Regions from separate parts of the Homo sapiens genome. Here region 2 is linked to region 1. Evidence: chromatin contacts called from ENCODE Hi-C or POLR2A ChIA-PET data. All regions are on one chromosome and are shown on one strand. Each heading gives the region's core, a stretch centred on a gene start or an enhancer-like site at or near the end of the contact. The rest is flanking DNA. Distances are from core to core; before and after follow the strand shown. Region 1 overlaps GMDS (GDP-mannose 4,6-dehydratase). Region 2 overlaps GMDS (GDP-mannose 4,6-dehydratase).

Region 1 (3,996 bases), core at 403-2,902:
GGTGCTTTACAACCACCAGATTCAGATTTGCCTCCCTTATCTTTTTCTTGGCTCTCCAGCATCACAAATTTGACACAGGTGTTCCCATGCACCACCCCCACACATACTTTAAGAAGATGTGGGCATATATTATCTTTGTCCACTTTTAATTTCGAAATGATCTTGCAAAGACCAAACCCACAGACTCTTGTGGAGGAGATGGACAGTAACCAGCAGTGATGGATCTGTCTGGTTGTGCAGAGCATGCTGTGGGAACCACATGGGCTGTGTGTTGATCTCTGTGTGGGCACCCGCTTCCCTCCTCCTCCAACCTGCCCCCTTCTCTGGACTGTCTTCATATCACTGGGAGAAAGGCAGTTCACGAGTTGGATGTAATGCATGCTATCTGTTTTTATTGTAGAGGTTTGACTAGGACCGAGTAAAATCCTTAGGAGGCCCCCAGCACAGAAGATAGTATTACATGCTGCTCCTGTACACCCCAATATATAATTCAAAATGACACAAAATTTAAATTTATATTTAAATTAAAGTACCTTCTTCAAAATATTTCTTTGGAATATTTTGATGTCAAAATTTTAAATAAATTTGTTAAAGATAAGCTTTTCTTTTGGGGTGACACATGGAATCCAAGCATACACTTAGTAAGACTTATGTGATCCAGCATGGGGTTGGCCCCAGATCCCTCCAGAACACAATTCAAGATTATTTCATAATAGAAGTGATGCCTGACACAAGTCTTGTAAAATGAGCAAAGTGTTTCCAGCCTTTTTAAGTTTGCCACTTATACTGGGAGGAGAGGTTGGGCTGGACTGCAGGTGCAGTTGGCAAAACTGTCCTGTCAATGCAGACATAATTCTGGGAAATTACCAATACCCTGGACAATTTGCAGTAAATTTTTGCCAGGTAGATAATTTATCTGCTTTTAATATCTCTTAGTTGAGGTGTTAAGAAATAGCAGAATGCCCCAAGGATTACTGATAGGTGGTGAGAAGGAATTTGAGGGGAGTCAGAGACAGGGCAGGTTGACAAACCGGACAGTCACCTGCTGAGTAATTAAATAAAGGTTATGATTTATTTTAATGTAGTTGCAAAATATCTGGTTAGGGTGTGTGTGTAAATATATGTGTGTGAGAGACAGACACACACAGACACAGGCAGAGATGGAAGAAGCCAAAAGGTGATGTCCACAATTAAATTTAGATTAATATTTGCTGGGATTTTGATTGGATTTACTTTCTGTCTTGAAAGAGATTAAACTTTAACAAAATGCTTTCCAGTTCTTAAACATATATAATTATCTATTTTTTAAAAAAGGTATGGTAAAGGTCTTAATTTCTGCCATCTCATTCCCTCTGGTTAAAAAAAAAAGAAAGAAAGAAAAAAAATCACCCAGCAGAGCCATCTATCTTGTATAATCATCCTCATAAACCCCTAAAGTATGCTTTGCTCCCAAAACATTATTGGCATGGATCCTGGCATACAATCATCACACCAGTAATTACAGCTGTTAACTGGAATATAGTCGTTAGTATTTACTAGCCTCTATTATGAACACATAAATCATTTCATAAAACGGTGAGTGGACACATTACTTGTCGTTTTGTTTATGTTAGACATTCTCTGCAGGTATTCTACATGAAAGTTAAAGCATTCTGAGGCTCTTTTTGTAGACTGTGCTTATCATTAATAGAAAGCAGCATGTGTGCATCCTGCAAGCCCATTTCCTTATTTAAAGTGGGCATCCTTCCTCTGCTGAGATGTGCTTCCTCTTTCGTTACAAGACTGAAGATCAAGCCTTTGTAAACCCTTAAAGGTACATCCCTTCCAAATGACCTTTTGTCCTGAGCGACGAAGATGTATTGTTTAGTCCACTCAGAATTACATGGGGTGTCCTAAGAATTTTTGTTTTGGTTAATTAAATTTGGAAATGTGTCATTTTTTCCTATTATAAAGCATAAATGAAAGTCCAGTCAAATTGATTTTAGAGTTCTGGTAGATGAGATAATTGCAGAAGCTAAATGATTTAGGGTTTAAAAATGTGTTTAGCTTTTCTTCACTTAGAGAAACTTAAAACATATTTAACTTAAGTGAACTTGTCTGTGCTTCTTTTAATCTTATAAGGTGAGTTTATATCAATGTCATATGCTAAGCAGTCTTATGAATTAAACTAAATGGAATGAGGCGCTGTTTGTGTGAACAAAAGTATTCATTTTACACATAAAGATGTTTGTTCAAAGAAGCTAAAATGGAGATCTAAATCAGAATTCATTGAAATATGTAAGATATTGTTTTACAAGCTAGATTTTTTTAAGGCGGGCCCTTTAATAGTAGCTTTCGCCAAGAGTTCTGTTTTTCTTTAAAGTTTTGAAGCTTTTTTTAAACCTTTGTTCAAAGAACTATAGACACTAGAATTTTTTTAAGAGTCCAAAAGTGTAGAAGAACAGGACTCTGCAGTGGCAATGAGTTTATATATTGTATCATGATAGAAAGCCAATTTGATTAATATGACAAAACCTCCATTTTCTTCTACTGTACATGTTCAAATTTTGCAGATCATTTTGTGAAGTTTTTACTTTCCGTTAAAAATATATTTTTAATAAAAACTTTTCATAAACTTTATGAAATGTAAATTTATGGCTTCTTGCTGTGTCTGTATTATTACATGCTATTTACCCTGTTTTCTAATAACTGTCTTGTACTCTGCTATTTCCTTACATTTGTTTCTGGAAGAATCTTCCTTGCCTTTAGCTGCCATGTTCATAGAGCAGTAAGTTCTGCTGTTGTTTCTCACTCCTGCCAAATATGCTTATCATTATGTTGATGATTTCTCTTCCTATTCCAAACCCTAACACTTTTCTCCTGGACTTGCAAGAATTTCTCCCTCCATCTCTGCATATTTTATATATTCAAATAAAAATCTTTCAAATTCCCTGCTTTAAAATAAAATCACCTTAGCCCCTTTCTGAGCATGCTAAACTCAAAGGAAAAGAAAATATTAATTAAGCCCTGGGTTGCAGAGCTTTCTACCTGTGAATCTCTCTATATCTGGCTGCCTTTTTTCTCCCATTACCTTCACTTGTTCTGCCCATGCAGCCAGTCTCACACAGAGAATGTCCTTGCCCAAAATGTGTTCGCTCCTTCCTCTGGCTGTGTCCACCTGTTCCACGTTTTTCTCCAAGGACTTCATTCTCCCTCGCTTCATAAGATCAGAATGCTACAACTTCCAGAGTACCAGCCAGGGTCCTCTTCTTCATGGAGCCATTTAGACACAATGATCTTGTTTCAAACTATATTCTCTGGTTCCTGTTCTTAGTTTACCATTATGCTTTTGATTATGTACATGCTAAAATGTATTCCATAATTTCTGGGGGATTTTTTGGTATATTTTCTTTGATATTATTATTTCTTATATGATCTGTGTTCCTTGGAAAATGTATTTACCTCATTTCCTATTTCTTGGTAACATCTCAGAATTAGTACAAAGGTCTTCATGTGGGCAATATTCAATAAACTAATGAAGCTGTAATAGTCAAGTTACAAAGTATATAATTTCGGCTTGATTAATATGCACTGACATCCCACTTCTCTATTGCTCTGGCAGCTGGCTGCCTCATCCACAGACACTGGGTTCTATGAAGTTCACTTTGCTCTGTATCCATCAGCATTATCCAAACCAGGCACTGGGAGGAATTCCCAGGAAGTTTTGAGAGTGGCTGTGAGCACTTTAGGAAATGTTCATGCTAAAATTAAAACAATTTTTCTGATAACATGTACAAATTACAAAACTGAGATTCACAACAAGTTTCTGTCTATGGCCAGTGACGTAGAAAATAAAAATGTCGATTCAGCTGCTGGTGGTTTTGAATATCATGCTAAGAGAAACGATGTGTGCGTTAACCCTTCTCTTTATGTCTCGTGTAAATTGCAAAGATCTTTCTGCATGACTTGGTGTTATTATTATCCTTATTTTCCACGTCATTAAGTCCATGACACATT
Region 2 (4,276 bases), core at 1,255-3,754, 76 kb before region 1:
AGAGTAAGTTAGTAAATACACTGTGAGTAAAACTTTTCCTTTTTTTTTTCTTTTTTTGAGACAGAGTCTCGCTCTGTCGCCCAGGCTGGAGTGCAGTGGCACCATATTGGCTCACTGCAATCTCTGTCTCCTGAGTTGAAGCAATTCTCCTGCCTCAGCCTCCCGAGTAGCTGTGATTACAGGTGCCCACCACCACGCTCAGCTAATTTTTGTATTTTTAGTAGAGACAGGGTTTCACCATGTTGGCCAGGCCGGTCTCCATCTCCTGACCTCAGGTGATCCACCTGCCTTGGCCTCCCAAAGTGCTAGGATTACAGGTATGAGCCACCTTGCCCAGCCAGGATTCTTGATTAGATTACAGTATGTAATTTACATAAATTAAGGTGAAGACATAAATGATACTTTGTTTAATACCATAATGTATCTCCCCCGCCCCCAAAATTTGTATGTATATTTAAAAAAATTAGACTTAATACCTCTTTTAAAATACATAGTAAAGCTTGATATTAAATATGATTTCTACTTTATCCTTACATATGGCGGAGTTTATAAAATTTGCCTTGTTAAAGTTGGATCCTTAAAGTTAGTACGGTAAAATAAAATGAAATCTTTTCTAGTTCAAAAAATGTAATGCGTAAGAATTTTTTCTGCTACTTTGTACTGTAAATCATTAATTGGATACCTTACCAGTGCCAGCAAGAAATAAATCATATGAAAATGGTTTGAATGTATCAGATTTCTATTTTTTGAAAAATGTCTAAGATCGAAGATGAGTGATTAGTAGGTATCACTTTTACTCTTTGAAAAATGGCAGAGTATGTTCCTAGTTTGGAAATGTTAATTTAAAGTGTAATCCACAGCGAATTTAGATTTGCTTTATTTATAAGAAACCGCACATCAAGCCTTGGTTTGGCATGTTACAGCTCCGTTAACAGTTTATCGTTAAGAGACTGATTCTTTAGAAAATGTTGCACCCTGAAAGGTTAGCTCAACTTGTGTACGGTTCTAGTGTTGATAATTAAAGTGAAATGTTTGCCAGAGAAGAGGAGTATTGTGTTGATAGCAATTATGCAGTTATTCTAAATGGGAGCTGATAGAGAAGAGGCAGCAGTTTCGCACTTCTTATGCTGTTTGGTATATCAGGGTAAAAAAACCTGTTCCTGAGTTTCTTTTCTACTCCCATTCCATATATTTCATTGGTGCCAGGTTTTTATTTTTTTAGTATATAACAGTAAAGTCTTTTAGAAATTAGTGGTATTGACAAAATAAACCTTTTAGGACATTCTTCAAGACTGTCAACCCACATTATTAGTACTGATGGTAAATAACCAGTCTTTACCCTGAGTGCATGGATTAATTGTTACATGGTGTAGGGGACAGGGTTTTTTTGTTTGTTGTAACATTCCCATATGGCTCACACTAGAGTGCCTTTCTATTTGTTTGTTTGACACTAACTTATCTTAGGACAATTCAGAGCCAGTATGGTCAGTCCTAAAGGGGAGGCTGAGAGGCTCTTTAGTGTGGTCTGATACATTTCTCCATCTTCCCTAGAGAAGAAGTGTTTGAATATTTGACAGAAGTTAGTCGATTATTATGTCACAATATTTGAGTTATTGGTTGTTTACATAATGTGTGTAAATAATTTTTTCATCTGTTTGCTTTGCATTTGCTTTATATTAAATATTAGGAAAGTGTTTTGGTTTAGTGATCATTTCTTTTTTTTTTTTTTTTTTTTTTTGAGACGGAGTCTCGCTCTGTCACCCAGGCTGGAGTGCAGTGGCGTGATCTCCGCTCACTGCAAGCTCCGCCTCCCGGGTTCACGCCATTCTCCAGCCTCAGCCTCCCGAGTCGCTGGGACTACAGGTGCCTGCCACCACACCTGGCTAATTTTTTGTGTTTTTGGTAGAGACGGGGTTTCACCATGTTAGCCAGGATGGTCTCGATCTCCTGACTTTGTGATCTGCCCGCCTCAGCCTCCCAAAGTGCTGGGATTATAGGCGTGAGCCACCGCACCCGGTTAGGTTTAGTGATCATTTCACTCTATCATTTGGCAAGATATTTAGATTGCAATTTAGCAAAAATTAATTTATCTTATTGGAATTATTTACTTAAGTGACTTAAAATTTCAACTTTTGTTTTTCAAGCATAAGTTCATCAAATTTGCCAAATTAAAATTTATCAGCAGCAATAATGGAAAAAATCTATTGGTTATGTTCAATAATATTATGTTAAATAATGTAACTTCAGTCATTTTTCAGTTTTATAAATTTGCTTCACAGAGAAAGAAATGGAAATTTCCAATAAGCTTTACGTTTGTGTAGGGAAGCAAATTATCCCTAAAGCTTCCTTCTTCATCCCTCTAGATTAGAGACATGATTGTTTTTGAAACTGAGGAAGTTTCTGGTGTGTTTAAGAATGTTGTGCTCTTTTATACACATAGATGGCAGCAAAGAATTAGACAAAGGAAGTGAACCTTGCAGTTGTAGTGAAAGATGAGTGACAGTACAAACTGACTCCATCAGCATAGCTGCCTGTGTCTCATACTTAAACATAAAATAAGAAAGAAAGCTACTATTGATAACACAAGAATATAGGAGAACGAAGAAGGCTCTGAGAAGCTGTAATACACTGAATTTCTGGACAAATCCCAGGTGGGGAAGCTTAATCTTTTAAGGTATGTCATCCACTCCTGTAAGATGATTGAAATCAGCTAAGATAATATGCATGTCAAAATAAAGAGACAGTGAAGGGCTGAGGGGCAGTAGGGCCAGAGGGAAGTAAAAGAGAAACCACGCACAAGTTGCAGCGGCAAGCAATAGCCTGCTGCCTGCGGGCACTGTGGAGTTTGGCCTGCATGTCTCCTCTTTAGTTAAGCAAGTTACAAAGAGGAAATGTCAGTCCACGAATCAGGCAAACATTCCCTGGGAACGTTTGCTCAAATGTCAGCATTTTAGAAAATAGAACTGTAGTCTATTATGGTTCAGTCCCCATACTGGGTTTGCTGTTAAGTGCACAAGCACAAATATATTGCTTAAGAATGCATTTGCTATTAACAAGTCATTTTATGTCTTAATTAACATTCCTAAATAATGACATAATCACTATAAAAGATGACAGTCATCATTATAATTAATATTTAATATGTGTGTGCTTCCGAGGACCTTTCTGTGGCTTCTCACAAATTTCCAAGGTAATTTTCAAGTTTTAGAATTGCATTTGGTGAGATCACAGTCATGAGGATCTAATGAAGTAGAATCATATTTAGTAGAAACTGAGATTCGGAAGTGAGTTGTAGAAAAGCAATTTGTAACATGTCCTTAACAATCCCATCACCTCAGTATCTTACTAATTATAAACGAAATAAGGGCTTCTTAATGCCACTAGAGTAATGCTAACATTGTTTAGGAAAACATTTCTCCTACCCTCTATTTTTTTTCTGGTCTACTCTCAGGAATTTTAGTACCACAGACTAATCTCTGGGTCACAAAATTTATTCTAAAGGTGTGTATAACAACGTGCTTAAAAGCAGTATCTGGCAAGTCTCTCTTGTGACAGCAACGTTATTTCTGACATAATTATTTTCTTAGTAAATTTGATATCTTAACAACCCCTTCCCTCATTTCTGAGTTCAAAAAATAACACTTAATATAATTTATTTCTCATACTTAATAAAAGCTTACTTGAGAGCATATTGCCATTCATCCTCTAGCTGCTTCCCCCAAATGAGGTTAGAAGGGAATGCGGTTTGCGAGGGTATAAGGTGGTTTCCAGCATCGTACGCTGTGTACTGTAATGGGCCTCAATGTTGTTTTAATGAAGCATTAAACATATTCTGGCTGTTGCTTGTTACTTATTAATGATTAATTGGTTATACTCTGTCATATCAGTAGAAAAAGAAGATATGTATGTAGTTTTTCTGTTTTAAGCAGTCTACTGTGTTAACTTCAGTTTGTATGCACAGATATTATCTGTGTTACCCTAATATTTTTAGTAGTGTAGGCGGTTTGAAAACAAGGACAAAGAAAATTCTGATGTCTAAACACATAATCTTGCAATTTTGTGAATTTTTAATTTAATTAAATGGAATTTTATAAGTTGAACTTTCATTATCATATATTTCTTAAAACCAGGGTGTAAGATAATTGAATTAGTCACAATTACATAAACATTTCTTTATAGGTCATTTTTGAGATAGCAAATGGGTTTTAGATTAAAAGGTTGTTTAAAAACAGCTTTTAATCAGAATATAATATGTTTTGCAGGTGACTGCGTACTT

What was found. Hi-C counts contacts between places; a loop is a spot of excess contacts on that map. ChIA-PET counts read pairs that join two places held with the same protein, here RNA polymerase II (POLR2A). Pooled maps may share reads with other maps.
Region 2: a loop to region 1 is called in a pooled map, with 2.5 times the contacts of the local background. The contact joins two enhancer-like sites. A Hi-C loop is called at or near these places in 6 of 50 pooled maps. POLR2A ChIA-PET finds 5 or more read pairs at or near these places in 2 of 52 experiments (H1 and MCF 10A).

The regions. Positions count from the first base shown.
Region 1 is chr6:2,026,372-2,030,367 of GRCh38, reverse strand. The region is part of intron 4 of GMDS (GDP-mannose 4,6-dehydratase); the gene reads left to right. Among named protein-coding and RNA genes, the nearest start is that of GMDS, 220 kb to the left of the region's middle. Within about 2 kb of position 1,652, at least 2 of the 41 ENCODE cell types and tissues checked have a DNase peak (open chromatin) inside an H3K27ac peak, as active enhancers do.
Region 2 is chr6:2,102,644-2,106,919 of GRCh38, reverse strand. All of the region lies in intron 4 of GMDS (GDP-mannose 4,6-dehydratase), which reads left to right. Among named protein-coding and RNA genes, the nearest start is that of GMDS, 140 kb to the left of the region's middle. Within about 2 kb of position 2,504, at least 4 of the 41 ENCODE cell types and tissues checked have a DNase peak (open chromatin) inside an H3K27ac peak, as active enhancers do.